Linked DNA regions of Mus musculus: region 2 is linked to region 1. Evidence: chromatin loops called from intact Hi-C (ENCODE). Cell type or tissue: left cerebral cortex. All regions are shown on one strand. Links, peaks and the distances in the headings refer to the core of each region. The heading gives the core; the rest is flanking DNA. Region 1 overlaps Aig1 (androgen-induced 1). Region 2 overlaps Aig1 (androgen-induced 1).

Region 1 (16,821 bases), core at 2,973-10,972:
GTTTATTTATTCCTATAGTCTGACTACATGTGCCATATACATACATATATGATATACACATATGTGACACATACATATATGTGACATATACATATATAGGACAGATGTTTGTGTGACATACACATATATAAAATGAATTATATATCTGGAAGACACAGAGATTTCTCCCCTGCAGAAAAGTCAATAAAACCTTCAGGAAAGTGGTATGAACTCTGGCCCCTCCTGTATTTTTTCCTCCCATCATATGAAGCCTCGCAGTGCAGGAATGGCTGTTTTGTTTTTAGTTCCCAAAAGCTGCAGTGATCTTCTTACTGGAAACCAGCCCCTACAGTGTCTGTGTGGGAGGGGGGAGCTTCCTGAAGGAGTTGGGCAACACATGGGAAGGAGAGACACACCATCACCCAGAGGGACTGTAACACAAGCTCTTTGAGGAAGTCCCCCCTTCCACAGCTCTCTGACTCCTTAGTAATGCATGTCTTCTCCTGTCATGGGATCAAGAGCGAAGGCCAAAAGTAACTCAGCAGCACGAGGTAAGCGACTCACTGCAGAGCCGGACAGGAGAGCTCCGCAGAGATCTGCCGTGCGTTTGTTTTCACGGTCTTCCCCCCAGGCACGTCTGAACATCTTATAGCCATTGCACAGTCACAAAGTGGGCGGTCATCCGTGACTGGGGGATCCATGACCGGTTACATGTTTAAATGCTACACTGCAAAGTCATCAATGTGTTTAAAAGTATTTCATGCTCCCTCCCGCTGAGACTATGTCCATCAATTCCCCGGCTGGTGAATTGTCCTCCCTGACCCGTGGAGGTCAGCCTCACCAAGCCAACATGGACCTATCACGCAAATGACTGAAAGTGTCACCTAAGTGACCTGCTTGGAGCCTGGCCATTTTCAAGAAGCCTTTACCACAGGCATTTCTGAGGAGATGGACTAACTGCACCACGAAGCTCCGTGGTTTGCAGGCTGTGATTTAAAACCCCCCCGCTCATGTGCGCAGATGTTTACCTCATAGCACTCCGTCTCATTACTGGAAATCTATGGAACGAGCCATAAGTCAGCACTAGCAAGAGATACATTTGGCCATAACAAAAGAATGATAATCCTTTCAGTCAGAAATAATATGCTATGATAAGCAGCATGGGAAGACAAGACTTGTCAAGGAAAATCGTAACAATATTTAAGTACAAGGTGGACAGTTACCTAGAGAAGGTATTGACATATGTTCCCCACAGGCAAGGGTACAGTCAAACCACACTGCATAAAAACTCAGTAAGGGGACAGCAGCCAACTTTCCACGGACTCCCTTCTCTGGAGCAAATGATGATAGGAAGTGCCCAACCTGCCAGTGTTCCGCCTCCATGTCCACAGCTACTGGGAGGGTCCTACTCTGACACCACGAACTACTCAAAAAGTGGAGACGTTTATAGAGTTCATATAAACTGTTAGTGCAGCAGGGATCCTTGTTAACCTGGAATTAAAACCACTATTGATCGCTTAAACAAGTATTTATTGATTAACCACTAGCTACAAACTCTAAGTAAACTGTAAGTGAGGAAATGCAGGCTGTTAAATGGTTGTGCATTTGCTGTCTAGAATATGTCCAGACAGGCCTAACCTCCAACATACTAGTGTCTGTATTTGCCAAATATATGATGTGTAGTTTCAGCACATTAATAGCAGGGAGTCATTATGCAGGGGAAGGGAGGATGCATTTAGGAGTAGAAATGTTTGTAAAAGTGAATTAAATCTTCTAATACCATAAAATACATTCCAAGTTTTTACTTATCAAGACAATTTATCTCACAGATGGCTTCAGCACCGGATGACATCATTAAAGGGCTACAGAATCTAAAACCTAAATCAAAGATGCTCTTGACCCGAGTCAGGATCAGATGGGATCTTAACTGATATGTGACCTAAAATCAGACAACAACCCAGAACCTGTGTGGGACGTGTACACGGCAACAGAAAGTGAATGCGAAATTGCATGAATAAAGCCAATTAGCTAAGAACCCCTAACCTCAGAAATGTCTCTTGTAAGTATTTTAAATCTATGACATGCTCTTTCCAACATTCTGTCTATATAATTCAGGTGTAGATGAAGGCAAAACTGTCTCTAAATACTGATCTTTATCATGGGAAATAGGACCTCCTAGGCAAATGTTTCAAGATAAGTTTTATAAGGTTTTGCCCCTTCTCAGACATTATCTGCTCCAATTGGCGACTTCCACATTATACTGACCTTCAAATAGAACACCTTGGAGTTTGCCAGTGTACGTGGTAAACTCCCACAAGTAGTTGAATCATATTTTCAAGTTTGCTTTTTGTTATTTATTATTACACAATTTTTGTTGTGTAGTTATTTATTAACTACAGAATATATGCCTTTAGATTAAGTAGATTTATGTGGGCTCTAGGTCCTTTCAGTTTGAGAAAGTATATGACTAGTGCTACAAGAATCCCACTACCATCCAAGTGAAATGGCAGCATGGATCTTAGATACATTAAAAATACCTAAGATACTTCATAATTTCATAGTGACAGAAAAAAAGAGAATGTGAGAGTTCTCGTTTGTATGAGGAATGCAAACAAGTGTTTATTTTTGTTCTATACCTTTGGGAAACAAGGACAAATTTCGTCAAGTTGGAGCCACACACCCTTATGAACAGCCTTCTGCATGCCTCACAGAACACCAACTAGGAGATGGCATGGAACAAGGGAACTACAGGCATGCCTCTCTCCTTTATCATGACCTGCTTTTAAAGGAAAAAGTAAGTACCTTTTTTATATAGGCACTTACTTATAAAGGCATTAGTATGTGCTTTTAGATTAAGAGGATGTATGTGGGCCCAGGGTCATTTCCGTTTGGGACAGTATGAGACTGATGGACTATGGTGCTTTGCAGTGCAAGGTCACTGGGGTACAGAGGTGTCAAATGAATAATTAGAGATAGATCATGTAGCTCAGACGGTCAGAGAAAAGCCTGAAGCCCAATGAGAAGCAGGAGAGGCGGGTATTGGGAGGTGTGAACATCTGGGAGATGGGAGCCCATAGCCCCAGAATAAATTCAGGCTATTTACATTGAAAAGATCCAAGTGTGGCTATAGCAAATAGGTCCCAAAGAAAGATTGTAGAATAAATCTCACATATTAATTATGTTCTCATATACACTGGGCAAAAGAAAGAGAGAAAGAGAATACATCAGAATCAAAATGCCTGTTCCCAGTCAGTCACTCAGGAGCTGTCGCAACGAGATAGACAGTTTTAGGCCTGCCTTGGCAATTCCCAGATCGAAATGAAAAACTTTTGGAAAGACCTGCTGGTTGGTGGTGGTGCATACCGTTAATCCCACCACTCAGGAGGCAGAGGTAGGTGGAACTCTTAGTTTGAGGCTAGTCTGGTCTACAGCTTGAGTTCCAGGACAGCCAAGGCTACACAGAGAAACCCCATGTGAAAAAATAAAAAACAAACATCAGTAAGAAAAATCTTTTAAAAGGCTAAGGATATACCCCAGTGGTAGAGGGCTGGCCTACCATAAACACGGCCTTAGGTTCCCAGGACTAGGAAAGGAAGTTTTAAAAAAGATTATAGATTTGAAAATTCTACTAAATAGGTATAAAAGCATCATATGTTTATAAAATAATGACTATGGACTGATTGTTTCGAATAACTAGAAATATAAGCGGAAATTTCTTGGCTCAGACATCTTTTTGACTAAAGTGATACCTTCTGTATTTGCTTTGTTCTCATAAACATATAATGTATATGTGTAAACACTAAAAGAGAACACTCACTAGCCAAATCTGTACATGAACAAAACTATATTTTTAAAAGGTTGAATATACCAATATAAGATACAGTTACATCACAACACTGGTTACACTGCAATCGCTCTGGATAAAAGGAAGAAACGAAGCCAACGTCCCCTGGAGAAATTCCACCAGGCATTAATACAGTACACAGTACCTCCTCTAGAAGCATCTATCTGGAAATTTTTAAGAAAAAATAATCCAAGAGCCACAAATCAAAAAATAAAGTGCAATTTAAAATTTTAAACTCAATAAGAAATAGGGGTAAGAAGCTAAGGCCTCAGAAAACAAACTGTAGGATCTACGCTGACTGGTGAGTTCCATTAATTTGGACAGCTAGCAATCATTTCCTCGCTAGAAAACAAAACAAAACAATAATTGCTAAAGAAGAGAAATTTAAAAACACACTAAATTTTACAACTGAACCCATACCAAGATCTATATTACATGTCAATTATTCCTGGGGGAGACAATAAGTTGATGGAAAATTTTGTATACTATGTTAAATTTTACTTCAGCTTGGCATGTGTTCTTGAATTTTGGTCCTTGATAAAACACAGCTAACATTACCAGGTACCAAGGATTTATGCCACATATTCTCCACCCTTGGATTTAGGAATGTATAATTTTGTAGGTTTGTCATGACTTTTATTAATATTATTACTGTTGTTTTGTTTTTGTTTCTTGTCTGTCTGTCCTAGGTTACAGAGCCTTGTGAGGATGGTTGTGTGATACTCATTATTATGTTTTGATGTCCAGGGCACCTGACTAGAGGAGATAGCCTGCTGCCTTTCAGAAAGTACTTCTCACTCTCTCAGCTTCTGCTTTGTCTTCTGGAAAACAGCCATACAACATTTACTGCATGAACTTCCCACGAAGACGTGAGCGCTCACATTGGGAAACACCTGGAATCCAGGCTCCCATTTAATGCTGACATCAGCCCGGGAACCATTTCAACACACAGCACAAAGATAACTCAGAGTGGGGCAGAGGCTACTATCTACTCCCTCAAAAACAACAGTGACGGAACCAATAAATATAACGAACGTAGCTCAGAACGTGGTGGCTGCCAATCATTTCTTCTTCAAAAATGAAAACAGGGGTTAAAAAAAGAAATTATACCCTTTCTCCTCAGATGCATGAGTGGCCAATTTGACATGAATTCTAGAGACTCTGCCAAACACTCTGATGCTCATTCATGGTCTACTACCATAGACAGCCATGTAATAAAGTGGAATTCCTTGATCTGGACAAGCCCTCTCTGACTGCTACAATATCACCTAATTGCTATCTATAGAAGGTTGTGTCCACCATCCTGCTAATTGGGTAGAATACATAGGAATTGCTAGAACAGCTGTCTGCCACAAAGGGTGCTCAGAGGGAAGCAGTAATAAAGGTCTCATTTCACAGGATTTTTTTATGGAATCCATCATATTTAAAAGATATCAGACTGAAATCATACAAGGCAAATTGTGCTTTACAATTGTACTTTCAGACAAAGTCACCATATTTGGACACTACACACAGGACTTTGTCAGAGAGTCCCGAAGCACACAGGACAAAATATTTACTCTTTCAAATCTCAACTAAGTACCCTGAAAATGCACCTTTGTGCTATTTTTTTCCATTAACCACGTGTTATTTATCTACATGCTGAGCTACTGTTTGTTAAAACTTAATTCCCATGCAGTTCTCTGCATCTGAAGAGCCAATGAACATTCTCTGGAGATGAGCTGGCAAACTGACTGAAGGGCTGCCAGGGCTATTTCTGGAGGTGATCGTCACTCTCAGGATTATCCTCTACGCGCCGTTTCTCTAGGGATGCCAGAACACACTTCAGGAGAACTCACTTGACCCCGAAGGTGCTCCTCTTACCACTTCTTGAAAACACCTGTCATACAGAACTCATCAAATGGCATGATAACACCTGCTGCTGTTCGTTTCATTTTTCACATTGTGAGAGCTTTGTGGGCTGAGACAAAAGTCCTTCATCTTTGCATCCACAGAGCCTGCCACGGTCCCTACTTATAAAAACACCATAGGATGATACAAATATGTCCCTTGCCTTCGCTGAGTTGACAGTGAGGCCGATGTATATAACACATTACAGTATGGTACATAGTAATGGAGGTAGTGGATGAGAACATGTTTCCCCTACAACATGTCCTATCTAAGCTGAGACTTGACAAATGACATGAGGAGAGTGAGAAATAAGGCTCAGCCTACTCTGGGAAAAGCAAAACAAGGAGCGGGGGGGGGGGGCAGAGTAAAGCAAGGGACAGGAATGGGAAGGAAGAGGCAGAGTAAAGCAAGGGACAGGAATGGGAAGGAAGCCATGTCCAGAGATGAGCCTGGAAACACCAGGAGGTGATACTGTGTCATCACGAGTTTATAAAGCCATAGCAAAGGTCTTTGTGCTAAAGGAAGAACTGGCCTATTGGTGAGCTAGACAGAGGAGCAGCCCACTGTAGAAACCCTACTGATCCTGGCCTAGAGGGTCCAAATATTGAAGACAGACGGGCCAGTTAGGAAGTAGTTCAAGCAAGCCAGGTACAGGGTTATGTGGGAAGAGAGAAAAGGTGACTGATACACAGAAGAGGAGGCAGGCTACAGAGATGTTAAGGATACTGAGGGAAAGCCTAAAGCAGTATGCTGACCATGGACATGGTTAGCAAGTGGACAAAGAAAACCCATGGCTAATCCTGATGGTCAGCCTGATTGGATTAGAAGGGATTAGATTATGGAAGCACACTTTAAGGATTAAAGTAGGCTTAGGAAGACCTGCCCTACGTGTGGGCAGCAGACGATGTAAAGGACAAAGGGCAGAAAAGCCCATGCCCACACTCCCCACTCCCTGCCCTCTCTCCTGACTCACTCCAATTGGCAAACTGCTGCAATGCTCTCTCCATCACGAGGACCTGAAACCTCTAACATCCTGAGCGAGCTAAATCATCAGTACCTTGAAGTTACTTCTCTCTGGTATTTGTCACAGACGCAGACAGGCGAGGAATACACAGGCCCGGTGGAAAAGGTGCCAATCGCCAAACATAAACAGCTCACTGGAGTTTCCTTATGATGTGTGTGTTCCCTTTTGAGTCTTCAGGGCCCTGAAATGAAGGGACGGACTCACTTGGATGCTTAGATAGTTCCAGACCAGACACCAAAATCCACAGAATGCTGACAATCAAGAAAGCCACATGAAACAGGAAATGTGAAGTGGACATCTGCATAAAGGGCATGAGGAGAGCCCTAAAAACAGCCAGAAGAAAACTTGTGGAACAGAAATACCAGGAGAGGAGAGATGCCAAGGTAGGCAGGGGACCTTCAGAGGACAGTTTAACAGCCACAAATGAAAAAAAGGGGGGCATTTTTTCCACTGGCTCTGGTAAGTAGAAGGGCTATACGCCTTGATATTGAGTGCAGGTTTAATAGGCCTTCAAGGCTAGGAGCCAGTGTGGGATGGGAATTGGAGCTGAGAGACTAAAGTCAGTGAGGAAAAACTTTATTCCTAAAGCATGATGGGAAATAAAAGATAGCAACTAGAGGCAACTCCAGAATATTTTACCCCTTAAAGAGTATATTTTCCAGTCATTTGAGTAGGACTCATTGCCTCCTGAAGGGATTTTCTTTATTTAAGTCAGCTCTACTGACTAGGAAATCAAAGATGTAGGAAGGATGTAAAAGACATGATCCATTTGTTTAGGAACGGTCATTTGCTCAGTATCAATGAACATGGATCAGATACTTAAAGCACGCACTGGTTTCTTCATTCAGCTAACTGTATGTGATACCTCGAGACACTCAGTGCACTTCTCGATATAGTAAGCTACACTCTGCCCACACACATCTGCTCCTTGTAAGGACATCCAAGGTTCCATCTGGACAAGACATTCAGCAACACCTCAAACAACAGAAAGGAGCTCACACCTCCTCCTCAAGGTGAAGGACACTTCCTGTCTTCAAGTTTCAAAATAGTTTCTCTGTTAATGGGCTGCTAAGGATGCCAGCAAAAAAGCAACATTTTGATTGCTAGTAAAGAGAAAGGACCCAAGGAGGAAAGTGGCTGCTGGAAAATGAGCAAGACCTCCACAAAGAAAAATCACAGAGTTTATGCATGCAAGGTTAGAGACCACCCACAGAGATGGAGGAATAGCCTACATTGCTGGGAAGAACAATGTTGGAAAATGTCCATTTTCCCTAAGTTATAGTTTAAGGTTTCTTTGTTATACCAATTAATAGCTTAAAGTCTTTATTTAAAATTTGGCAAGCTTATTCTAACATTAAATGGAAATGAAACAGGCCACAATAATGAAGATAATTGTAAATGAATTATTTGTAACATAAATATAAACAGCAAATTAATTGGCCGCTGTATTTCTTGACTTTAGGTTAATCCCTAATAAGACACAGATAAAGCAATATTTGTTTTAAACTGCACCTTAATAGCGAGCAGCTAAATGATCTACCTTTAGCCTGCTTGATAATCTGTCTCCCAGTTCCATCCCATGATACTTGCATGTTATTAATCTGGCTCTTTGGGCTTCAGATGTGTTTCCATGATCTCTCTCTCTCTCTCCCCCTCCCCCTCCCCCTCCCCCTCCCCCTCCCCCCCCTCTCTCTCTGGACCCCTTCCTCATGGCTCCAAATCCTCCATCTTCTGGCTGATCTGAATCTCCCTCTCTCCCTTTCCCTTTCCCTTTCCTCTGGTTGGCGGATGCCCCACTCTATTCTCTATTCTACACAGCCACTGGGTGATCAGCTATTGAAAAGGTGGAAGATAAATGCTAAGAGTTATTTAAACCAACCTGAGACAAGAAATTCTTGGTATAAGCACCGCAATGCTGTGTCCAGATTGAAACAAGATATGAGGGCAGAGAAATCTGCATTAGAATGGCACAGGGCAATCTTTACACAGTGTGCAAAAACATTATGCCTACAGATAATCTTTAAGAACAAAGTTGGAGGACTAACATGATGGAACGTCAAGCCTGAATTTACGGACATAGTTACTATAAAGTGTGGCATTTGTGCAAGGATAGGGAAATAGACGAGGGGATCAGAAGTCAGACGTTGATTCATAGTAAAGCTACTAGGGAACAATGGAGGCTCATGGGAGCATGGGAGAAAGCAATGACCCCAGACCCCCGTCACACCATACACAAAAACACTGCTTGAGGGACAGATATAAATGTAAGATGACAAAACTTCTGGAAGTCAGCATAGAGAAATTCCCTCATGGTCTTACATAAGATAAATACTACATTAAAGACCAAAAAAAAAAAAAAAAAAAAATTCCCCACAGCAATGAAGTAGATTGATAAATTTGGCTTCAACAAAGTAAAAAATTCAGCTGATCCAAAAAGAGCATAAATAGGGCCAGCGAGGGGGCTTGGTTGGCACAGCACCTCCTTTGCAACCATGGGGAACCGAGCTCCATCTCCAGAGAGTCTATAAGACAAGCCTGCTCTTGTCATTCACATTTGTAACCCCAGTACTTTGAGGCAGAGACAGGAGGACGACCTCCAGAGAGCCTAAGCTAATCAGCAAGCCCCAGGGCAAAGAGAGACTCTGCCTCACAAACAACATGGTGGCACCTGGGGAATGACCGGGAGGTTAACCTCAGCCTACACATCCATGAGTACACATGTGCACACATATGCCTACATGGGCACACATATGTGCACGTGCATGCACGCATGCATACGCGTACACACACACACACACACAAAGACAGCACACATATAGAGTGTAAGTCACAGATGTGGAGAAGTAGACTACTCTATGTATCTGAAAAGGGTTCCTACCCTTTATTTAAAAGTAGTTTTTCACAATCCAGAAACTAAAAGTGAGACAACTTAACTTTCTTTTAATGGACAAAAAGTTCAACAGGCATTTCACAGCACAGGCTACTCAAGTGGCCATGAAACAAATAAAAATGTGAAACAATTTAAGTAGTCAGAAAAAAAATCAAGTTAAAACTATAATAAAGTATTACTGAAAGCCCATCAGAATAGCCTGCATATTTTTAGGTAAATTAAAAAAAAAAATACCTATGCCACAAAATGTTACAGAAAATACAGAATAACAGGAGCTTCTACACACTTCTATAAGGAAGAGACATTGTTAGAGCTACTCAGGGAAATCATTTTGCACTATTACTAAGCTAAACACACAGGTCTCTATCACTCATCAATGCTACCCCTAGGCAGAAATACCCCTACATACACACACACACACACACACACCCATTATTAAGAACATTTAAGATATGAAAGTTACTCAAAAACCCATCAGAAGTAGAATGGAAAGCAATTCTAAAAACACACGAGAAGGACCTCACACAGCAGTAGTAAGAATGAATGCCAACACATGCAACCATCCACAAACCCTGCAGAGAGATACTAAGAAAACATCCCAGGGGAAACTATATAAACACAAACTATAAGTAAGCTCTGTAACTCCACTCTAAGCAGTGCTGGCCTTGTGCTGAGGTCAGAATAGTGGTTATCGCTGATAGACAAAAGATTTGGAGGGCTTCAGGTTTGACGGGTTGATGGGTGGTGACGCCATCTCTTGTTGGGCTGTTCCTGTAAAAGCTGAGTACTTCTCAGTCTGTCTGTGAGAGTTTGACATAAACAAGCAAGTACTGGGGCACAATAATAGAGGCCCAGGAACAGACCATGGTCTTCTACATTAACATACCTACAGACATGGAGTTTAAATGGCATTTCTAACAATAAGAATCTTAGAAAGCCGAACACATAATGGCATTTCTAACAATAAGTATCTTAGAAAGCTGAACACATTTCTGTAGCTCATATAAGGGCATCTGCCAGAAGCAACAGAAGCAACTGTGAATATTGTCACCTAGAGGCAGAAATGTAATGTCATACCCTAGAGCCATACTCTGAGCCTCATCCCAGCTGAAGGGAAGTGACAATTCTCTGAGCTGCTAACTCCTTCTGTTTATCCCTAGAACCGAGAGAAAGGACCAGAGTGAAGGCAAAACCAGGCCCCTTGTCTCTGTCATCACAGTATAAAATAGACAACACGGACATGTGACCCCTGTGGTGACGAGCTGTTTCTCTTATGTGCTATATTGCAAGTATATATTGCACTCTGAATATGTCTTTTACTTATGTGCAACTGAGAGATGCAACTTTGTGTAGAGCTTTCATTTGAGTGCGTGATGAACCTGAAGTTAGAAATCATAGTGATGGGGCAAATGAGGTGAGAGAGGGATTCTTTAGTGGATCCAGGGGCAGAAGAAATCTGGAAACACGTTTCTCAACTGCACAGGGGAGAAAGCTTCTATAGTTATCATATCTCCAGTCAAAGCTATAAGTTGTCTCCAAGCACTAAAACAGTACAGTTAAAAATATATCCATGTCCATCAGCAGAACAAATGCAGACTGGACAGACGCACATGTCTCCCAGGGCTCCTGATGTGAGTTGATTAGGCCCTATGGCTAGTTGTTAAGGGGATTGTGTTATCATCTGTAATGCTCTATACTCCTTGTCTTAAACTCCAGGGCTAGTTATCAAGTGCTGTGGTCTGACATTCCCCTTCATTATTTTAGTGAATATGAACTATATGCCTGTCACAGTATAAGTTGCCTTTCAAAATAAAGACAACAATAGTAAATGCAGACATTCTTGGGGCTCTTGTCAATGTAGGAAGTTTTGAACAGCCCTCTTTAAAAGTTTCTAGATGAAACTTACAGCCCAATTAAATTCTTATTTTCCACTGCCAGGAAAGCAGATCCAAACCTTGTCCAGTCCTGCTTAGATAGGCTTCCTCCAGCAGCAGATAGGGCAGATGCAGAGACCCACAGCCAGGCATATGAGAGAGAGAGAGAGAGAGAGAGAGAGAGAGAGAGAGAGAGAGAGAGAGAGAGAGAGAGAGAGAGAAAGAGAGAGAGAGAGAGAGAGAGAGAGAGAGAGAGAGTCTAAACTGGAGTTCTCCATCCGATCCCTCACTGCAGAGCTCTGGGAATCCCAAGGAAGTGGGGAGGTAAGACTAGGAGTCAGAGGGGGATGGGGGAACCCAGGAGAAAATGGCCACTGAATCAACTAATCAGGGATAATAATGCTCTCACAGACACTAAAGCAGCAAGCAGGGGGCCTACAGGCATCCGCACCGGGTTCTCTGTGTGCATGTCATGGCTGTTACCTTGGTGCTTTTGTGGGACTTTTAACAGTAGGAGAGGGTGTATCTCTGATTTGTTGTCTCCTCTTGGGGTCCTTTCCCTCCTGTTGGGTTGTCCTGTCCAGCTCATTGTATCCTGCTCTGCCATGATTGGTAGTCTGTTAGAGGTCTGCTCTTCTCTGATGGAAAGCAAAGAGGAGCTGATAGGGGAGAGGAGGGGGGGCTGGGAGGGGAGAGGAGGGGGGGCTGGGAGGGGTGCTGTGGTTCAGATGTATTGTATGAGAGAAGAATCTATTTTCAATTAAAATTTTTTTCAAAAAAATAAATTCTTACTTTTTCATTTCCTTTATAAAACTAGTTGCCAGCTCTATCTAAATCACATTAAAACAAAATAGAAATAAAATTACTTGTATTATTTTTAATGAAAAAAACCTCCAACCTTGTCTGAAATCAAGATAAACACAGGCTAATGAAAAAAAACCAACGGTCCGAGTTTTCAAAGAGGGTAGAGGAGTCTCTTCTTGTAAACCTGGGACCCAGACACCCAAGCAGCAATGGGAAAGGACAGAAAACACTGAAACAGAAGAGACGATTAGAGGGGTAGAGGCAGCGGGTCACACCCCTGTGAGGTTTCACTTAAACTAATCAAAGCCGAAGAAAGGTAGCAGAAAGGTATGTGTATTTTCAAATCAGCCGGACACCACTGGCAAACAAACAAATCACACTTGACTGGGATTCAACTGTGCCTGTTTTTTTGTTTTGTTTTGTTTTTTGTTTTTTTTTAAAACAGCTGGGCACAGGTCTGCCACTGACGCCAGTGTTTAGGTTTGGCATGAGGCCTCCCCAAACAACAAAGCAGGTGGCACCCCACAAATACACGCTTCTAATAAATCATTCTGTCAGTTAGCCGGTAACAGTTACATATCTTCCTTCCAGCTCCTAATTGGCTAATCAGCTGCAAGTCCAAATTACATAGTACTGAAAGCAATAAAAAAACCTAAGTGTGTAAACAGCACTACAATGGGCCATTGTGCCAGCAAGTTTACCCTGTGGAAGCATGCTATTTCTGTTTGGGTAAAGAAAGCCTTCATAATAGACCATTTTTATGAAGGCCCTAATCAAGCAAAAAAAAAAAAAAATGAAGGAACACAATATTTAGTTTGGGGTATATATTAGTTTAAAGAGGAATACAACTTTAGGCAGGAAGCAGAAGGATAGGCCAGGAAAGGAAGACTGGGGGTCAAACTATTTCCTTGTTGTCTGCCGGCACCACACAGAGTCTCATGTGTATAAGTTACTCTATGGTTAAATGTTTTGCAGTTCCTCTCATGTCTACAATGCACAGGCAACAGAGCGGAGACATCAGGAGGTCAGGAAAAACAAGCACAGTTAGCTTAGCTTCTGCGGATGGAGAAACGCTCTGAGTGGAATACTAGTTGTATCCAGAGCACTTACGGAACCCTTTGCAGGACTAGCGGCAAGTTAGAATAGCTATTAAGTACACTAAAAGTTATCAAATGGCTAATATGAACTAAAATGGCTAAATGTTCTGTCAAAACCAGATGTGCTCATTGGAAGGTGGAATTTTTTTAAAAAGTGATTATTACTCCTAAATCATAACTAAAATAGAAAAAAGTAAATAAATATTTTCACCAAATATTTCTCCAAAATATTTCCGACATAACTGGACATTTTTAAAACTCATGTGCTTCAACTTAGATATGAAGATTATTTTTTCTTCTGATCTTGGGTCATTTCCCAAACATGTTCAGATCGTTTTCTAATTATCTAGTACAACATTTTTTATTATTCAACTGAATTAAAATGTTTAAGAGCTATATATTATTGCTGGGGTGCTTATATTTTAGTACAATTTTAAAAATGAGATAGCCACCAGGGGAAATGTGTGGAAAATGCTAGTGAAAATCCAATTAATCCTTGTGTACGGGGCTATAAAGCATAGTCTTGGATATTTGTGGTTTTCATTTAGATTCAGAGCAATGGGGTTGAGGGGGCTTGGGGAGTGAAGTCAAGAACTGTTTTAACATAAATTCTGAAAGAAGAATAGAGGTATATGAGGCTTAGAGGAGACTGAGGCTCCAAGTTTCACTTGGGAGGACCATCAACATCTGGAGCGCCTTTCAGGCCAGGATGGAAAATGAGCTCTGCAAGGCATGGTTGTGGTCTGGAAAGTGGGGAGGTCTAGAAATGATTCCTGGGGAACTCAACGCGGAGGATGAAGACCAGGAAGAGAATACAACCAGGAGGAATAAAACAGGAAACCTCCACAGTGGCTGGATGATCCCCAAAAGAACAGAGATTCACAGAGGTCAAGTTCTGGGGTAGTGTTACAGGGAAGTGACCGATTGGGCTAAACATTTCTGGGAGCTTAAGTTATGTAAGGACTCAGGGATGCCATAGTATGAGCTGGTTTTGTGGTCAGCAGTGGCTTTAATTAGAGCTGATTCCTTGTAATGAGGTGTGTTTAAGAGAGAGCAGGAGAAGAGGAAGCTGGAAGCAGCAGCTCCGATTTCAGTTTTCAAGTTTTGTCAAACATACACACATACACAGAGAGAAGTTGCATAGCATTAGGCAATTCAAGACAAAACAAATGTGATTGTATTCTGTTGTGTTTAGGGTGACGGGTGGCACCGTCTGTTTGTACGTGGATGGAAAGGGGGCAGTCAGAATGGAAAACTATTCAACGGTAAGGGAGAAGAGAGAGAGAGTCTGGCCATGGAACATTCAGTAGGCAAAAGGTGCTAAGGTTCAGTGTGTTCACAGAAGAGTTGACCACCGTAAAGAGAGGGGCACATGGGCGGTGTTAAGTAATGATAAGGGGAAAGGTTTACCAGTGACCCAACACGGAAGTGTCTTCTGATTGACCTTATTCTCCTGAAACAAGGTCACCATGCTCGCTGACTTAAGATTGGTATCAGTGAGGATAAGTAACTGTGGCGTTCCTATCCCCAAATGGAACATCTACAACATAAACCCTACACTTAAGGCTTAAGGAGACATCACCAAAGAGGAAACAGAAGGATTTTAAGAGCCAGAGGACCAGGATGACTTCTGTGTGATAGTTTCTTTTAGAGAGGACAAAAATGTTGCTGCCATGAGCCCTTGGCAACATGGCTGCCTACAGGAAAACTTCAAAGACCACACTAGTCCACATGCCAACACAGATGCAGGAAATTTTCAGAGCCTCATGCCTAGATGAAGAGCTATAGGCAAGGAATGGCTAATGAGGAAAGGAGAATCAGGTTTCTTTGGTTGGTTGGTTGGTTGGTTGGTTGGTTCATTGACTGGTTGGTTGGTTAGATTTTCCAAGGACAACACTCCTATCTCAAGCGGTCATCCCTAAAGATATACAAATGGAGCCTACAGTAATTAAAATCAGTAGGAGATAAACACACGCACAATACATATCACACATAAACACACACATATATATAAAGAGGCCCTGAAATCAAGAAGGAATTGGGAAAACTGGAGAAATTAGAGTGTATAAAAGTGATGCAAATACATTGTACAAGTGATCCTGTAATAATAATGATGATGATGATGATAAATATAGTGTTCTGGGGAAGAGAACAAGTTGTGAAAGAAGACAGACAGATGCCCAAGATACTAGGACTGAGACGAATGGGTAGAAGGCATTCTGTGATGAGAGGAAGCTGCCTAGAGGCAGTTAGTGCAGCATCTGAGATCTTTAGTCATGACTCTTCAGCCACAGCAAGCAGAATCCTGTGTGGCTTTCTTTAATATGGCGCAGCTGCGTGTATAGGCATGGCCAGGAGGGAAGCTGGGTTCACTCAGGAGTACAGCTCTTCCATGTAGAAAAAGACTAAGGACTGAAAAAAAATTGGTGCTTAAAGATACGCTAGTGTGTACTTACTGAGCAAGGGATATATGCGGACACATAAAATAACGAGGAAAGAGGTACATACAGAGCTGTCAACAGTAGATGCAGACGGACTGTGGGACCAGCAAACGGCCGAGGAAGGTCACCTGGGAGGCATGCTCCTGGAAAAGCAACCTCACCTTTTCTTTACAATCTACAGCTCCTCAGACAGCACACTTCCTTTCTATTTGTGTTTAGGGATCTAGGCCACATTTTTTTTCCTTTTCTTAAATTTTTTCCCAAGCAGGCTTGGTGGTGCACACTTTTAATCCCAGCGCTGGAGAGGCAGAATCAGCAGGATTTCTGCAAATTTAAGGACAGCCTGGTCTACACAGTGAGCTCCAGCCCATCAGGGTTACATAGTGAGACCCTGTCTCAAAGCACACGTGTACGTGTGTGCACATCCACACACAAACAAACACACACACACACACACATGGTTGTCAATAAAAACACTAAATAAAAAATAAAGCAACTGAGTTACAGTTCACAGGAATATGTCCCTTGGCTGCTCACATATCTGCTAGACACCAATCTCTGAATTGAGAGACCCGTTTCTCGTTCTTGATCTTAGATTTCAAAGACATGGAAGTCATTATAAAACTGCTCACCGACAGGTCCCAGCTAGCTTCTACCTACCATCCAGATCAGCATGGCTTTCTGGTATTGGGCCAAAGCAAAATCTTAACAGAACTTATGCTGAAGTTTACAGGCTAAGCCTCCTGGTTGACAAGGATACTGCAAACGTTTCCAACTTCTCCTCCTTTTGTTACTCAAAGTCACAAATTACATCTTGGTTACTTTACATTTAAATGATGTTTTATTTATTCTTAGAAATTTGTATACATGTATACAATGTTTCTTGGTCAGAACCAACCTCCACTTACCCTTCCTACTTTCCTTGATGTATGTAATTTTAAAAATGTAATTTTGGGGGGCTGGTGAGATGGCTTAGCG
Region 2 (16,821 bases), core at 2,962-10,961, 62 kb before region 1:
CAGGGTGACTGTTGTATGAGGCCATCTTGAGTAACATGGTGAGTTACAACCCAAGTGAGTTCATGCTTCAAATATTTTAAGAAAGTGGAAGTGTGCAGTGTGGTGCCTATGTGTGTGTGCAGGAGTGCGTGCATGTGTGTGTGTGTGTGTGCATGACTGCTAGGAAACTGGGTTGGAGCCTAGCCTTGGTCCTGTGAGTATTCTATGGAGGAGGGACCTACAAGGAAATTAGAGTAGTCTCTAGAAGAAAACCAGAGACACTGTTGTGGAAGAGCCAATTAAGTTTTTAAAAATTGCACAGAGTCAAGAGATGTAGGAAATACTGAATAGCACAGCAGCACTTAGCATGGCAGTCCCTGAGAGTTCTGCCCCTCAGTCCTGGTAAAGAGAGCTGCTGGATGGTTGTGAGTCTAGCTCTCTTGCTGTCCCCACCCCCAACCTCCAAATCAGTGCTATATTCCTGCCTCAAAGGAATAAGGTAAAAAGAGATGGAGGGGGGACATGTGACATCCTCCTCTGGTCTCCATGGACACACCTACATACCCACAAATATAGTACTGAGAACTCAGTGTGTGAGTGTGAGCAGGGGCAGGGGAGGAGAGTAGAGAGATTCTTATACCCATGACTCACACCATCGTTAATGTCAACTGAAATCATTACATCATTTCCATTGTGATGCAGTCATCAGGACTCCCATTTGCTAACAAACCTGGCTTTCAAAGCAATCTTCCCCCCAGTCTCGTTAGCAGCAAACTCATCTGCCTCCAGCTTCGGCTATCAGCTTCAGCCATCCACCACCCACATCAGCCTGTACATCCCAACACTGTGAGAGATGTTTGTTTCATCAACAGACTCTCACAGCTACAAGTCCCTGTACAAGCATCAGTCTTGCAAAGCCTCTTCCTTATTTACTGTCTTGTTTTTAAATGAGACTTCTAGGTACTCATAATAAAATCCCCGTGCCTGTGTTGGCTGTCGGCAAGAGGCCTGCTCATGATCTTTGGCCAGGAGCCTCTCTCTTGGTGGTCTCTACCCAGACTTTTCTCTGAACCACCTGCATCGGTCAAAAGCTTACTTTTCCATCACGGTTTAGAACATCCTATCCAAGAATCTTTTGTTGATCTTTTCAGTGTGATGTGATCTAACACAGGCCTTCTAGTCTATTTTTCTTCAGTGAGGTTTGAGGGAATGTCTTATCGTCTATTCTAGATTCTATTCACCGAAAGGGGCCTCATCAAACTCACCTGGCATCCCCTTTATTACTACACGGAGAAATCAGGAAGGTTTTATTTAATTAACCCAAAAGCAAACTGTTAACAAGTTCTTTCTATAAAAATAAAATCGATGAGCACAAATATTCACTCAGAAGAACAACGCCCTGAAAACTTTAGGAAGGACTTCAATGGAGTTCATACGAGGTCAGTGAACACCGAAGCACAGCCAAAGATTGTTTTTATTTTTTAGATCCAGAATTTCTTTAACTTCTATTGCAGAATGTTTCAAATATACATAAAATAAGAAAGAATAGCTTTTTCCCCAGTACCCTGCTTAAATCAATAACATGTTCCCCATTTAATCTATTTTGTCTCCGTGGCTTCTTTCCTTCCCTTTTCTACTTCATGTGTTCTGGAACTTTTTTATTAGCACCTTCATCAAGGAGTGGGAAGGAAGTATGTGTCAAAGTCTGTCACCGCCCCACAGTGGCTCTTATTCCCTTTCCTCTAAAAGGTACAACTACTGGCACTTAAGAATGCTACTTCTTTGACTCCCCTACTGTGTCGTATCTGTGGAACCAGGCAACTCTGGTGAGCAAAGGTGATGTGCAACTTGGGATGCTTTCTTCTTTCACATGCTCCCTACAAATGGCTTGTACAAAGATGATGATAAAACTTAGAGGATCCAACAGCAGCCAGATGAGAGAGCTGGCTCTAGAGCCTCATGAGAAAACATGGGCTACCAGCCTCCAGACCATCCATGTTGAACAACTGTTACTCTAAGTCTGTTTCAACTGTTGAGCTGATATCTGAACAAAGAGAGAAAACACTCAGCAATATTGGGACTACCATGTTCCAGCAGTTGCATGAGAATGTCTATTTCCAACATAGATCATCAAACTTGATGTATGTGCCCCGTTCCTACCAGCTGTCATTCTGTTCCATGGGCATGCTGAGCAGCTGATTTTGAGTGTATACTGCAAAAGCAGTGACATTGGAAGGGCGGCTAGGTTTTAGTTCAGGTACAATTTATTTGAACTCCCTTGCAGGTTTCTGGCAAATATACATACATGCATACATACATACATACATATCCTTATATCCTACAAGAAATTTCACAAATCTATAAAATAGTAAACCTCCCTAAGATATTAATTATGGGGAATAAACAAAGCTCTTTGTACTATAAAAGTGAGCACAGAACTTGTTGGTATATACATAGGAGTATCTGGAAAAGGTACATTTCCCTCCTTTTGGTTCCCAAGTACACCTAACTTACAGAGGCAGATATTTTACAATATCTGACAATGACGGACTCTTCTGAAACAGAAGATTTATCACTGAACACTGAACTTACAAAGCTGGTTTCTTTTCTTTTTTTTTTAAACAGTGAAAGTAGTTGTGTGAAATAATTATGGGCAAAACCTTGGGACTTCTCCTAAGAAATAGGACTCATTTAAAATTGATACCTATCAACAGTGTCTTCATTTGGGTCACAGTAGCTGATATAATACACAACCGTCATAATTTGGAAATGAGGCTGAGGACATCGAAATGGGAAACTCTTACTGTTTAGACCAGCAAGGATTATACAGCCATTTCTTGGTGTCTGGTTCCAAGATCCTGTGAAAAACAAAATCTAGGATGCTTTAGTCCCTTATATGAAATAGCATAGTACTAGCATAGAACCTATGCCTGTTTTCCTTTAAACTTGAAATCCCTTATTTCCTTACATACAAACACAAAGGGAGAAAGTCTGAACATGGTCAGTGTAGACGCATGTTATTCAAATGTTCTCAATGAGTAGTTTGCTGAATTAAGGATGAATGATGCATGGATCCAGAGCACGTAAAGTCCTCCCATCCCAGCGCCTATGAGCCACATGTTACACCTAACGAACAGCTGAAAAACAGACTTGCCCTAATTGCCAGGGAAACAAAGAGAAGAGGACCTGGAGATGCATTAGCAACCTCTGCAGCTGTAAGCAGTTAACATGGAAAACAACTCAATGGACGGCATTGTTCAGCTTCAACTGCAGGAGGAGGAAAATAGACTTAGAAGAATTTGCTCAGAAATGCCGCTAACGGTATCTTTTTAAAATACCTATTATGGGGCTGGGCAAGTGACCCAGCGATTAAGAGCAATTTTTATTCTTGCAGAGGACCTGGCTTTGGTTCCTAGTGACTATGTGGTTTATAACCATCCTTAACTTTAGTTCCAGGTGATCTGACCCTTTCTGACCTCCATGGGTTCCAGACATACATACGATATATACAATATGTGTGTGCATGTGTATACACATGCATGAAAATAACTAACTAATTATTTTACTCCTTTTTACAACACAAGAAATAAATTCATTAAATATAATTTTGCGTTAAGAACTGGTTAGGAAAGACAATAGTTTTCCTGCAGTAAAAACAGAAGTGCTTTGTTTGGCGAGCATTTGAACTTTTAAGAGTTATTAACTTCAAATTGTCTTCTGCTAAACCATGATGTCCTAGTTCCTGGGCCTGCAGCACACAGGTGGCCCAGAAACCACACGCGTTCATCACAACTGTTGTCAGCGTCTCCGAGCCGCACTGGAGAGACTTGCTAAGAGTCTGTGGATTATTATGTTTCATGATGATGATGTTTCCAGAAATGAAGGGAATTACACATTAATACAACAATGAAGCTATGCAGGTAACCATAACAACTGCTACAAACTCAATAACATTCTACGATCCTGGAGGCTTTTTTTTTTCCCTTTTCTTTTCCTTTTAATTGCCAGTAGGAGCAGAGAAATTGGGAGAAGAGGCAAGAAGCATGGATGGCCCATCTGCAGGCTCACCTACTGTGACATACCTGCCAGGAACTTCACACTGGCCCTCTGGGTCCCTACATATACCCTAAAGAACAACCAAAGACTTGGACCTTTGCACAGTGTCAGTACAGAACTTCTGGCCAGAGAAGTATTTCTCCAAATTGAGTTCTATTTCCTGTATTTCTGGCTCTCCGAATCTGCACATAGACAAGCGGTCTATCTCTAACAGCTCGTCATTAGAGATAGCTGACGTTCCTAAGGATCTGAATCACAGGCTGGACAACTGCGAAGCAGGGCAGGGAGGCTTCTCAATCACCAAGTCCTGTGTGCAGTTTTTGGTCTTCGCTTTGATTTTTGTTACTTTTGATATGGTGACAAACAAGAATATACAAGGATTATTGAAACTTTCTCCTCACACTCTGAACTACAAAGAAATTGCTGTTATTGCTTTGAGGTTTTGCATGTGTGTGTGTCGGCTTTAAATTTCTGACCTTCCTGCCTCAGTTTCCAGACAGGTGTACACCACTACACCCAACTTCAATAACTGCTTTTTAGTGTTTTCTGCAAGCTCTTCTATAGTTTCTCTTTTTTACTTATAAATTAATATTTAGAACAACATAGATGAAAACTATATAGGATGACAGTAGATTAAGAGTTGGTTCAGGCAGTAAAGCATTTGCCTTGCAAGCATGAGGACTTGAGTTCCATTCCTAGAACTTAGGTTAAATAAAATGCCATGTGTGGTGGATAGGAGATCATGCCCATAAAGCTAGCACTAAGGTGATAGAGACAGGCAAAGCCCTAGCCCAACTGGTGAGCCCCAGATCAATAAGAAACCCTGTCTCCAAGGAGGTGGATGGTATTCCAGAGAATGTCACCTGAGGGTGTCCTTTGGTCTACACACACACACACACACACACACACACACACACTTGGCAGCTGTGCGAGCTGCTATACCTCTGTAGCCTAGGAAGCTTGTGCCTCACTCTTTCTGGAAACACTCGCCTTCATGGCTTTGCATAGATAGACCTTCCTCCCAAGACACTCCTCAGTCCCTGCAAAGGCTCCTTCCGAGTTTCTCTTCACCACCTCCTCTTCCACCCACCCCTAGTGTAGGCGCTAGCCAAGGCTCCATCCTTAGCCCTTTCTCCCTCTTCAAATCTTGCCTGTATTCTTCAGATCTTCTCCTTCAATCCTAGAGAAAGGTGTCTTGGGAAAAAATGGTCCAAACCATCTTTCACTTACCCAGAAATCTCCCCACACCCGCCTTCAGCTGGTAGGATGAATCTGCACCTTTCTAGTCAGGACACAGGGTATAAATGTCTTCCCTGGGTGACTGCAGTGCCTTCTTTCTCCGCAGGTCAGCTTCGGGAGGATCATACTTCAGTGCTGTTTCTAACACCACACATGCAGTTCCTCTCTCTCTCTCTCTCTCTCTCTCTCTCTCTCTCTCTCTCTCTCTCTCTGTCTGTCCAGCAGACACACATCCAAATATCTTGCTCATGTAAGACCTTCACTAGCCTCTCGTTTCTTGGGAGAAACCCCTAGACAACTTTTTGGTGCACTGGGCTCTTACAGATCAGAGCCTCTGCTTATTTTCTAACCATATTTCTATGACCCCCCCCCCACCACCTTTCTCTCTTCTTTCAGTTATACCCAACATAAATAGAAATTGCTCTTCAAATCATCTTATCACTAAAGATTCCCAACATCATTCCTCCCTCTTTGGAGCATTCCCTTATAATTTTCCTTAAAAGGAAACAAATCAGCACCCAGAACAGTCTCAGGCATAAGGGTGTTATCTGTTGAGGAAACCCCTTTATAAATGGTCTGGTCTCTTACTATGAGTCCTCCTTATTCTTTGATGATGAGAGAATGAGGTTTCTCTGATGAAACCTTTGGTGGTTTGACTAGGTCTGACCCCTATAGACTCATGTGTTTGAATGCTTGACCTATCGTGAGCGGCACAAGTGATGCGAGCCTGCTGGAGGAAGAATGTTACTATGGAGGAGTGCTTTCCAGTCATCTATGCTCAAGCTATGCCCAGCGTAGCACACAGTCTCCTTCTGCTGCCTTTAGACCAAGATGTAGAACTCTCAGCACCATGTCTGCCTGGATGCTACCATGCTTCCCACAATGATGATAATGGACTAAACCTCTGAAACTGTAAGCCAGCCCAAATTAAATGTTTGCCTTTATAATATTTGACATGGTCATGGTGTCTTGTCACAGCAATACAATCCAAACTAAGAAATACCCACTTCCTACTAACCCTGCAATGGTACAGCTCACAGAAAAGCTTCCCCCCTTTCAGCATGAGTAGGAGAAACAAATTTGTTTGTGTGTCTCTCTGCTCTGTGGTATCCTGAGTGTGTCATGGAAGCTTTCCGGTGCTGCTCATTGGAAGCCCCTGGGACTGTCCATGCAGAGGTAGAGTACTTGATTCATAGCAGGTCCTCGCTCATCAAATGTATCTGATAAGTGTTGTCATAACTCCTTGTAAATCGGCATGAACTTTAATATTCTTCCAATACGAATCTGATTTGGGTTGGAAACCCAAAGATGGAAAAATCACAGTCATCATCACCACGTGACTGCACTTCCCTTCTCCCAACCACGGAGGAGCTTCACAGGGGAAAGGGGTCTTTCTGCCTTGTCTGCTTGCGTGAATGCCAAGGACCATCGGGCAGATGACATCTCGCCCATCAAGATTCAGAGTGGGAAGAAATGAGACACGGTTCTCGAGGATTGACTCTTGCAAATAAGCACACGAGGTATCTGCACAGCCTCCCACTCCTCCTCACATCACAGCTCTTTCCCCTCCACTGCCAGTGTTCATGTTGAAAACTTCTAGGGATTCCAACGACTGATTTATTTCTTTGATATTCTTCACGTCTACCACATTTCAACTGTTCAGTCTAGTGTTAAGCACTGCCAGCGCCCAAATAATTCACCTTCAGACAGAATAGAAGGAATGTATAAGCTAGCCTTGAAAATTAATTACCACTTATGTAGCAAAAGTTTTGTGGGGAAACTATTTTGAGTTACAAGTGCTAGCTCATAAAAAAAAAAAAAAATCTGAGGCTTGCCTAACACACATTGCTAGGGGAATGGGAAAGCTGCACCTTTCTATTGTCGTTAAGTTTAAAAACGAATGTGATCTAAAGCAGACCATTTCCTTCCGTCTCCCTCCTCTCTTCTCCTGTCCCCCTTCTCTCCCTTCCTCTGTCCTCATTCTCACCTCTCTTGCCTTCCCTCTCCTCCCACCCATGCTTTCCCAAGCACACTGCTCTCAGGAATCTCCCCCAGTCTAAGCTGCATTGGCGGGAGAACCTCCAAAAATGTGTTAAGACTATGACTCACGTCACTGTAATTCTGCTTATAGGATTTATGGAAAAGCAGTGGGATCCAAGAAAATAAAATAAAAGTTTAAAAATCCCTCTGACAAGTTAAAAAAAAAAACCTTTCTAGGGGAAATAGAGTTATATAAAAGATTTATATTTTGTTTCATGTAGCGCTGAGGAAACCCATATCCCCTGTTAACTGCAGTCTCTAATTAGTTACAGACCATTGAACTCCATAAATATTTTCAAGGATTAATAGCAATTGACACATAGAGTATACTTTTAATCTTTAATAAGTGGTAATATTAATTCATTTTTCCTACAATCTAGAGAGGGTGCCAGTATATTAGTCCCATAGAAATCAAGGCAAAGAAGCCATATTTTGTTAACCAGCCTCCTAGAGTTGAGTGTGGCTGGGTGTTCCATCACAGCTATTGGTCTCTTTGCCACCACTACCATTCAGTTAGCTCCAGCTGTGTCCAAGGTGTCTTACCTCTATGGTTCTTTCAATAAGTCTCTTTCCTTGAACCTCAAGGATGTTACAGAGGCAAATAAATTCAATGGTCCTCAACCGTGCTTCAAAAGCCATGTGCAGGAGGGAACGTTTTAAAAATCCAGGTGGTGTGCTCCTCTCCCCCAGTCTGAATCCATCAGATCTTATGAGGGTGATGCCTGAGCCAGCCAGGGTTGACCACTGTGATGGTTTGTATATTCTTGGACCAGGGAGTGGCACCATCTGAAGGTGTGGCCTTGTTGGAATAGGTGTGACCTGGTTGGAATGGGTGTGTCACTGTCGGTGCGGGTATAAGATCCTCACCCTAGTTGCCTGGGCGTCAGTCTTCCACTAGCTGCCTTTGGATGAAGACATAGAACTCTCAGCTCCTCCTGTGCCATGCCTGCCTGGATACTGCCATGCCCCCACCTTGATGATAATGGACTGAACCTCTGAACCTGTAAGCCAGCCCCAATTAAATGTTGTTTTTTATAAGACTTGCCTTGGTCATGGTGTCTGTTCACAGCAGTAAAACCCTAACTAAGACAACCACCATGAATTCAATAGTGATGAGTTCTAAAAGAGAAAGTGCCATGTAAATTGCTAAAGGCAGATCTGGCTTCTAAGGGGAATGAGTTTTCTGTAAGGATTGTATTTCCTTTAATCATCTACATTGGTATAAAGTCAACTGAAGAAAATAGAAAATGTCTAACAGATACAGTCGTACCCCACATATGGTTAACGCTCCGGCACTTCTGAGAGATGCAGGAAACCTCAGCCTTAAAAGCAGATGATAAAGTGTCATTGTGTTAGAATAGGGTTCATAAAATCTTTACTTGGGACTTTGGTAAGGAGGCCCCTCTTCAACTGGGACCTGTGCAAGGATGTGGAAAGAAGTCTTTCAATAAGATAATGACCTACAGGGACTCTGGAGATGGGTACATTGGTAAGTGCTGGGTTTGTAGGCAGGCAGATCTCTGTTCTCTAGAACTCCTAAGAAGGGGGAGGGGAAGAGAGGAGATGGTGGAGGAAGAGGAGACAGAAGAGGAGGAGAAAGAGAAGGAGAGGGAGGGGGAAGGGGGAGGGGGAGAGGGAGAGGGAAAAAGAAGAAAGGCAGGCCATCATGGAGGTGAATATATGTAATCCTACTGCTGTATAAGAAGAGATAGGTGTGTTCCTGGGGCTTGCCACCCAAGCAGCCTAGCCTTGAGACCTTGTCTCAAAAATCAAGGTGAACAGCTCCTAAGGAGCAAGTCCTCTACACACACACACTCATGTATGTAGTTCACACAACACACACACACACACAAGTCCTCTACACACTCACACTCATGTATGTAGTTCACACAACACACACACACACAAGTCCTCTACACACACACTCATGTATGTAGTTCACACAACACACACACACACAAGTCCTCTACACACACACACTCATGTATGTAGTTCACACAACACACACACACACAAGTCCTCTACACACACACACTCATGTATGTAGTTCACACAACACACACACACACAAGTCCTCTACACACTCACACTCATGTATGTAGTTCACACAACACACACACACACAAGTCCTCTACACACACACTCATGTATGTAGTTCACACAACACACACACACACAAGTCCTCTACACACACACACTCATGTATGTAGTTCACACAACACACACACACAAGTCCTCTACACACACACACACTCATGTATGTAGTTCACACAACACACACACACACAAGTCCTCTACACACACACACTCATGTATGTAGTTCACACAACACACACACACAAGTCCTCTACACACACACTCATGTATGTAGTTCACACAACACACACACACACAAGTCCTCTACACACACACACTCATGTATGTAGTTCACACAACACACACACACACACAAGTCCTCTACACACACACACTCATGTATGTAGTTCACACAACACACACACACACAAGTCCTCTACACACACACACTCATGTATGTAGTTCACACAACACACACACACACACAAGTCCTCTACACACACACACTCATGTGTGTAGTCCACACAACACACACACACAAGTCCTCTACACACACACACTCATGTATGTAGTTCACACAACACACACACACACACACAAATGTACACATCAAAAATGCTTTAAAGTTGTATATATAAAAACATCGCATGGTTCTAAAATGTCTAGAATAGTAAGTATGGTTTAAAGTTAAGTACTATTGGGTTCCTTAGAATAACAGTTAGTTTCCTTCTCCATAATACCTAAAATATTTACTACAGAGACAATGAAGCGAGCCCATAGCGAGAAAGGAAATAGGATTGCTGATGTCATCATCAGCCAACCAAACACAGACACTGTCTCATTAAATCTCACTCCTGTGACCTTCTTCTTTTGGTGTGTCTCTTGGCTTTTGTGATCTACAAAGTATGCCACCATCTTGAGTATCCCAAGTCCTAGTGATCTCTGCCTCTTTCTTGTGCTCTCCTGAAGAAGCACAAACGTGTTCCCTCAAACATTCGAGGTTCAAAGCCAAACTCATGCAGTGACAGAACAGCAGGGGAAGCCTTAGAGGTGGCCAGGTCCATTCGTGAAGGGGCTTGATTTCCAGCCGAATGAAAGGGTTATAGGAACCGTTTACCCTTCCAGTCATTTGAGAGCATGATATAAGTACTGGCTGGAACCCAGAAGGTTATTGTGCACGACCACACCCCAACCTTGACTTCTAGTACCCAAACTGTGGGAATCAATCTAGCATATGATCGTTAGCAAGACTTGGTGGACAATCACCTAGCTTGACCTCAAGATTATGACTGCAGTTTTGCAAATGCCATTTTGCCTGCTTGTTGCTTGTTGCTTGCTGCTTGCTGCTTATTTTAGTTAAATGCATTGTTGTTTGCTTGCCTGCCTGCTTGTTTTGGTTAAAGGCATGTTATTGCCTGCCTGCCTGCCTGCCTGCCTGCCTGCCTGCCTGCCTGCCTGCCTGCTTGCCTGCTTGCCTGCTTTGTTTTTTTTTTTTCAGACATACTTTCACGTAGCTGATGCTGGCACTGAAGTTACTATAAAGCTAAGGGAGATGTTGAGTTTCTTATCATCCGGCCTCTACCTTCCAAGTGCTTGAGGTCCAGGTTTGTGACATCACACTCAGCAGCATTGCTGACTTTAATGTGCCACTGCATTAAGTGAACAGTTGTGTAAACAACCACAGTGCATCATTTTGATGTCGAGCTCAGTTGCATGCCTGACTTGCAGGCCTCTAAGAATGATGCAAGGGAAGGCTTGAGCTTATCAGGAGAGATGCCTTTGTTTTAGTGACTCCAATCAAACTTAAAGAAATACCAGTGACTTACTGGGAAGTCCCAGATGAAGTATCAAAGAATGTCCAGGAGAGCTTGTTTGAAGTATGCTCCCATTGTTATACAAAGGTACACTTACCAGGACAGTGACATGAAATACTTCTATAATTGCAAAAGTACGAGTGACCTTAGTCTTCTCAGAGTTCTAAAAGAGTTGATGACCTTTGTTATTTTTCAAGAAAAAAAATGCATTATCTTATTTTGTATGACAGTGAGAGCTGTCACATGAGAAGACCCACCTATCCCCAGGGTTGCCCCTACCCTTCAGTCATACTTGAGCCAGACTTCAGAGAACCTTGGGCTCACTACAGGTGTACACACAAGATCCCAGGAAGGCAGAGCGGGGGCAGGAGAGGAATCTGAAGTCTGATGAGCTGAAGCTTCTAAGCAAGAGTCAAGCCAGACTGCCTTTAATCCAGATCCTGGAGGGTCAGCCTACTTGCCGGGATGAGAAGTGCCATCAAGTAGGTCCAGGTTCTACACAGACAGCACTTGGCAATGTTGAAAACCACGGGCTGGTAAGTGCTGTCACCATCAACTAATGTGTTTCAATAGCAACACAGCTTACTCAGCTGGTAAACACACTGAGAGAGAAAACACTCCCTTCCTGGAGCCCGAATCTGATGGATTAAAATCCCACCTACAAACAGCTTACAACGGAAGGGAGAGTTAGCTCTTCCCACTTGCCGTACCCGACTAATTGCATCTTCATCTCTATTTTAGCTTCACATCCATTCTAAGTTCCTATCTCCCCATTTAAAAAAAATATTTTTAGAGCCTCTGATTCCTCCAGCAAATGGTTGAGAGACCAGGGAGATTTGCCTAAGGGAAACAATAGTGAGATACCGATTTTCTTCATTACTTAATTTTTCCATTTAATTTTTAAACATTTTACAGTGTGCTTCTCTCAAAGCCAAGAGGGAAGATCACTCTACAGAGATGTTAAGATCTGGTAATCCAATACCCAATTCAGAGCACTACTCCTGACACTATCACACACATTCCCTAAGTCCCTGGAGAAATGGTACTTCTTGAAGTCCCATACTTCAGTGACTTGGCAAAACTCCATTTCAGGGTCATTTGCAACCGTTCTTTTTGTGCAGAGCTGTGTGGATGTTACAGCAATGGCCTGGCACCAGGGCAACACTTTAGTTTCACAGGGGTGATCTTCCAGCGCAAGGCAAGAAGCCTGCTTCAAAGTCAGGTGGGTGCTTGAAGAGTACAGCAAGAGAAAGCCAAAGATTTGAGATGTTATGGAGAAGGCAGCTGCAGCGTCCGTAATCGCCCGCCAGACTTGCAGAAGGTTGCTTTGGTATTTTAGACAAACAGCACAGGTCTAACCCTGTGTGAAAAACATTTCTTAAAATGTGGTAAGTGAATCTGTGCATATGTCTTCAATTGAATCTGGCTCTGAGTGCCAAGCGTCCACCGAACTGATCGCAGTGTGCGGCTGTGTAAAAGCCGACCATGGTGGAATCTAGTTGCTATAGCTGCAAATCAAACAAATAAATGAGACACCATGGAATGTAGCAAAATAGCTGTGGTCTGAGTAGTCCACATTTGCCATATGTGTGAAGATTAGCAGTCAAATTTTAATCTAAGCAGCACTCTTTCCAATAGGTGCAACTGAGGAGAAAAGCTTAAGTGTGCTCAAGTAAGATGTGAATTCTTGGTCCAGAGATATACACCTTATATCGTAGACACACTTTTTCCCCTAGAATCTTTGTTATCTGGTCATGTAAGAAGTATGTACAAATGCCGAGTTTCTATAAGTATAAGATTTCTATTAGCATTTTTCTTGGAATTCCAGTGTTTGACATTAACTCATTGTTGATTATATAAGTAAGGATCATTTGCTACAGAGGCTTTATATTTTATTTTATTTTATAGAACCATATTTACTAGACCTACTATGTATCAGGCCCTGTGTTTGCATGACCACAGTATACCTCTTGAGTGTCCACAATAAGTTGTAAGTTCCTCATAATGGAACTAATTTGAGACACTCAAGACTTTGATAGTGGACCCCATTGTGAACAACTTCACAGATCATTCATACCAATTTATATCACTTATACTTTTCGTGAATACTAAAACCAGGGAGAATCTAGGGGTCACTTGGCTCAGTACCCCTTTGCAGATGGCTCAAATGTGGGTAGCTATGAGAACTGTGTCCTGGAGAAATGCAGGCATCTGTTGGGGTTCAGTCTGTGGTGAGTTAAAGCAAGAATATGAGTCACATTGTTGAATGTGAAGTGAAGGCAACAGTTGTAGCACGTAGAGAAAGAGGCCCTGCAAACACCAGTACCTGGATATATATGACAGTCACATTATAAGGCCAATCGCATTAACGTTATTCATAGGGATGAGAGGGATTGCAATTAGTGGGAAACAATTCCACCAATCAGAGCTAATTCTTGTGCTTATTTGTTAAGGTAAATCTTAACTAGTGCACTTTGTGCAAACTCATCCCAAGCTACAGATCTAAAGGTGGAAAGAACAATAGAAAATTATTGTTCTTGCTTGGATGAAAAGAATAATCTATTTTCCCTTTATTTTTCAAAAGAAGAATGGATGTTTATCAATGTCCTAAAATCATATACTAAATGATTAACCGTGATCTAGAGAAAGATGTTTCATGAAATAGAGCACTAATTTATGCTTAGAGGCAGCTCCTTACTAGATTGTACAAGATTCTTGAAACGAGTTCCCAAGAAGCAAAGGTACCAAGAGAGCAGGGTGCTGTGTGGGCCACTCCTAATCTGAACCCCTGAGAGATGCCCAGGCTCAGAGAAGTAGTCATACTGGTCAATTGGAGGCTGTACATGTACTTCTGATGTTTGAAGAGAAAAGACTGGTGCTGAAGATTGTCAGTCAATGGGTTCAACAAGGAAGCTCAAGGATTTCCAGTGGGTTACTAAGAGGCTGGGTTATACAACATGAAAATTAAATGGCACTGGTAATGTTCCAGCTTAGGTTCACATCAAGGTTCAGCCCAAGGAGTATAGCCAGAGTGGGAGACTGAGGGTGCTTACTCATTCACGCAAGCACTCAAGTATTTATTTATTAACTCATTCAGAGAACACTTTGTGAGTGTTACTATATCCCAAGTACTGAGTCAGATATGCTAATACACAGAGAAAGCTGAAACCAATGGAATGGAGGTACCCAAGTCAAGAGGGGTGTCAATCATGGGAAGTCAAAGCAGAGGGGAGGCTAACATGGACAGGCAGACAGGGGGTAAGTAGGGCTTCAGCAGAGGAACCAGGAATTGGTTTAGAGTCGGTCCTGGGGGACCTTTTAGCGTAGCGTGTGTTTGTGATCCACTATTACTGACACTTTTGTAGTGGAGAATACTAAAGGCCAATCCTTACCTTTGGAAGACTATGAATGAGCTCAGAGAAGTTAGCTAAACACAGCAGTGGACCCAAAGGATGTTGACGTATTAAGTGGTTAGAGTCATAAACAAATGGTCATGGGGAGTGGGTGGGAAGGAGGCTAGATAGCACAAACTCTTAGAAATGGGTTTCTACATCCTATATGCTTGGATAAAGAAGTACGCACTTACAACAAGAATGAGAACAACACCACGTTCTTGCTATCCCCGTGGCCACTAGAAGGGCTGGGACAATGCCTCTCAATTCTCAGAAGTTTCTAATTGTGGTTATCACAAGGACCCCTCATGAACTCTAGATATTTAGAATCCAGTCAGCTTGAGGAAAACTGGATTCCTCAAGAAAGAAAATACCAGTCCTTCTCTACAGTGTTGGTCTCCAGACCACCATTGTTTCTTGTCTATTCCAGTCCCATCCTTTTCCCTTGTGGCTTTCCTTATGTAATCCTCTCTCTTCACAGTCGTGCATACACATAGTTATTCCCTGTTTTACCACCCCTTGATCTGTAAATCATTTTTAGTAGCTGACATTGCATCTCACTTTACCCTTCAGCCACTACACATCTCTGTAGGCATAATGGTTCTGTGCACTGTATAGAGATTATCCTTATGTTATTCAAATGCTGATTTCTCTGCTCTAATATCTTGTTTCAATCCAGACAAGGCATTGTAATGCTTATGTCAAGAATCTTCTGTCTCCAGTTTGTGTAAATAATTCTACCATTTACTGTTTGCCTTGTCAATAAAGGCTGATCATCCAGTGTCTGGGTAGAATAGAGAATAGGGTGGGACTTCTGCCAGTCAGGGAAGGAAGGAGAGAGAGGAAAAGCCAGATGAGGAAAAGGAGGAGGAAGAGGAGACAGAGGAGGATAAGGAGACAGAGGAGGAAGAAGAAGAGGAGGAGAAGGAAGGAGTTCAGATGGAGCATGGAAGGCCTAACTTCGAGTATTATTGGGATGTTGGCTGGGAGGTAGCCAAATTAGCTTATGGTATTAAGATAGATCATTTGACTGCCCAGATATTGAGGTGAAACTTGGAAATAAATCTTGTTCTCTTTGTGTCATTATAGAGAACTGGCTAGAATAAAGCAATACAGCTGACATATTAATTTACTAAATACATTTATATTTACAATAAAATGTATACATCTCTATCAAAGGTGCATTTCTTCAGGCAAGAAGACCATGAAATTAATATTTTCTGCTCAAACTGTTAATCATTTTCTTGCTCTTGCTGATTTTATGCAGTCTTCTCTCCAAAAGCAACTTCAATTCAATGACACAACTATAGGAACCAAAATTCAAAGAAAAAGCAAAACAAAACAAAAACAAAGAATACCCACATTATTTTGTTAAACGCCAATATATTCAATTTGGTAATTCAAAATTCTTTGTGCTGTAGCTTTCCCATAGTCTACCCTACATTCACATTGAGTTGGACAATAGAGAATCCACTGGAAATACAATTAAGTGTTCTACATTGAGACCAAAACCCAAAACATGGGCAATGATACTAAATCTTAGCCTACTTACTCATATCAGATAAAAATGGCATAAAGGTTTTGATGCAAAGCATCCAAACCCTCAAAAATATTAGTGGAGACCTGGACAGTACTAGTGAGCAAGGAGAGTGGTTACACTGCTTTGCAGAGGACTGGGCCAATGCCATACACCACTGAAAAATGGGTACAGGCAATATGTGGCAGGATAAGAAGAGATAGAGCATTTTCTCAAAGGTATTTCTTAACTAAATTCTTATGAAAGGATCTGAGCTGTCTGTTTAGGCCTGCGAACCACTCTGAGAAGTAAACAAGTAAATGGAAAGCAAAGAAAGCTCCAGTAAAGCCCTGTGGCACATGAGGAACCCACTCAACCAGGAGACCAAGGCTCCCTTCCCTCACAGTTGGTACCTGAACAAGGAATGAATGTACTAGAAGCCACTGGAACTTGCATTCTCTGAGAAGAGCAATATAGGCTGCTAAAAGGATTAGCTGAGGTTAAACAGAGCAGACTGGGAAATGAAGAAAGATGCCAGAGGCAGAGAGAAGGCCAGCTGCCAAAACTCAGTTGACAAACAGATATAAGAAGAGACCAGGGCAAGTTTGGGAGATCTGACTGATGGGATTTACCGCAGAGATGTGGTACAAGAGAGCTCATGGACACATCAGTCTATGTTGCAATGGCAGTGCATGGTGAGTGACAAAAT

Evidence for each region. A loop is a pair of places that touch in the nucleus more often than their neighbours do. Peaks named below come from ENCODE experiments on the same cell type or tissue, not always from the same donor. Only the 100,000 strongest peaks of a DNase experiment are listed, where the experiment ranks them.
Region 2: it touches region 1 in a loop (4-fold over the local background); 3 of 42 quality-filtered maps call a loop at or near these places.

Annotation. Positions count from the first base shown.
Region 1 is chr10:13,837,411-13,854,231 of GRCm38, forward strand. The region is part of intron 1 of Aig1 (androgen-induced 1); the gene reads right to left. Among named protein-coding and RNA genes, the nearest start is that of Aig1, 23 kb to the right of the region's middle. In left cerebral cortex, for the core only: no CTCF peak of the experiment used is centred there; DNase peaks (open chromatin) are centred at 5,590, 7,294, 7,673 and 10,735; H3K27ac peaks cover 381 bases.
Region 2 is chr10:13,775,611-13,792,431 of GRCm38, forward strand. All of the region lies in intron 3 of Aig1 (androgen-induced 1), which reads right to left. Among named protein-coding and RNA genes, the nearest start is that of Aig1, 85 kb to the right of the region's middle. In left cerebral cortex, for the core only: no CTCF peak of the experiment used is centred there; DNase peaks (open chromatin) are centred at 5,127, 6,895 and 7,324; H3K27ac peaks cover 510 bases.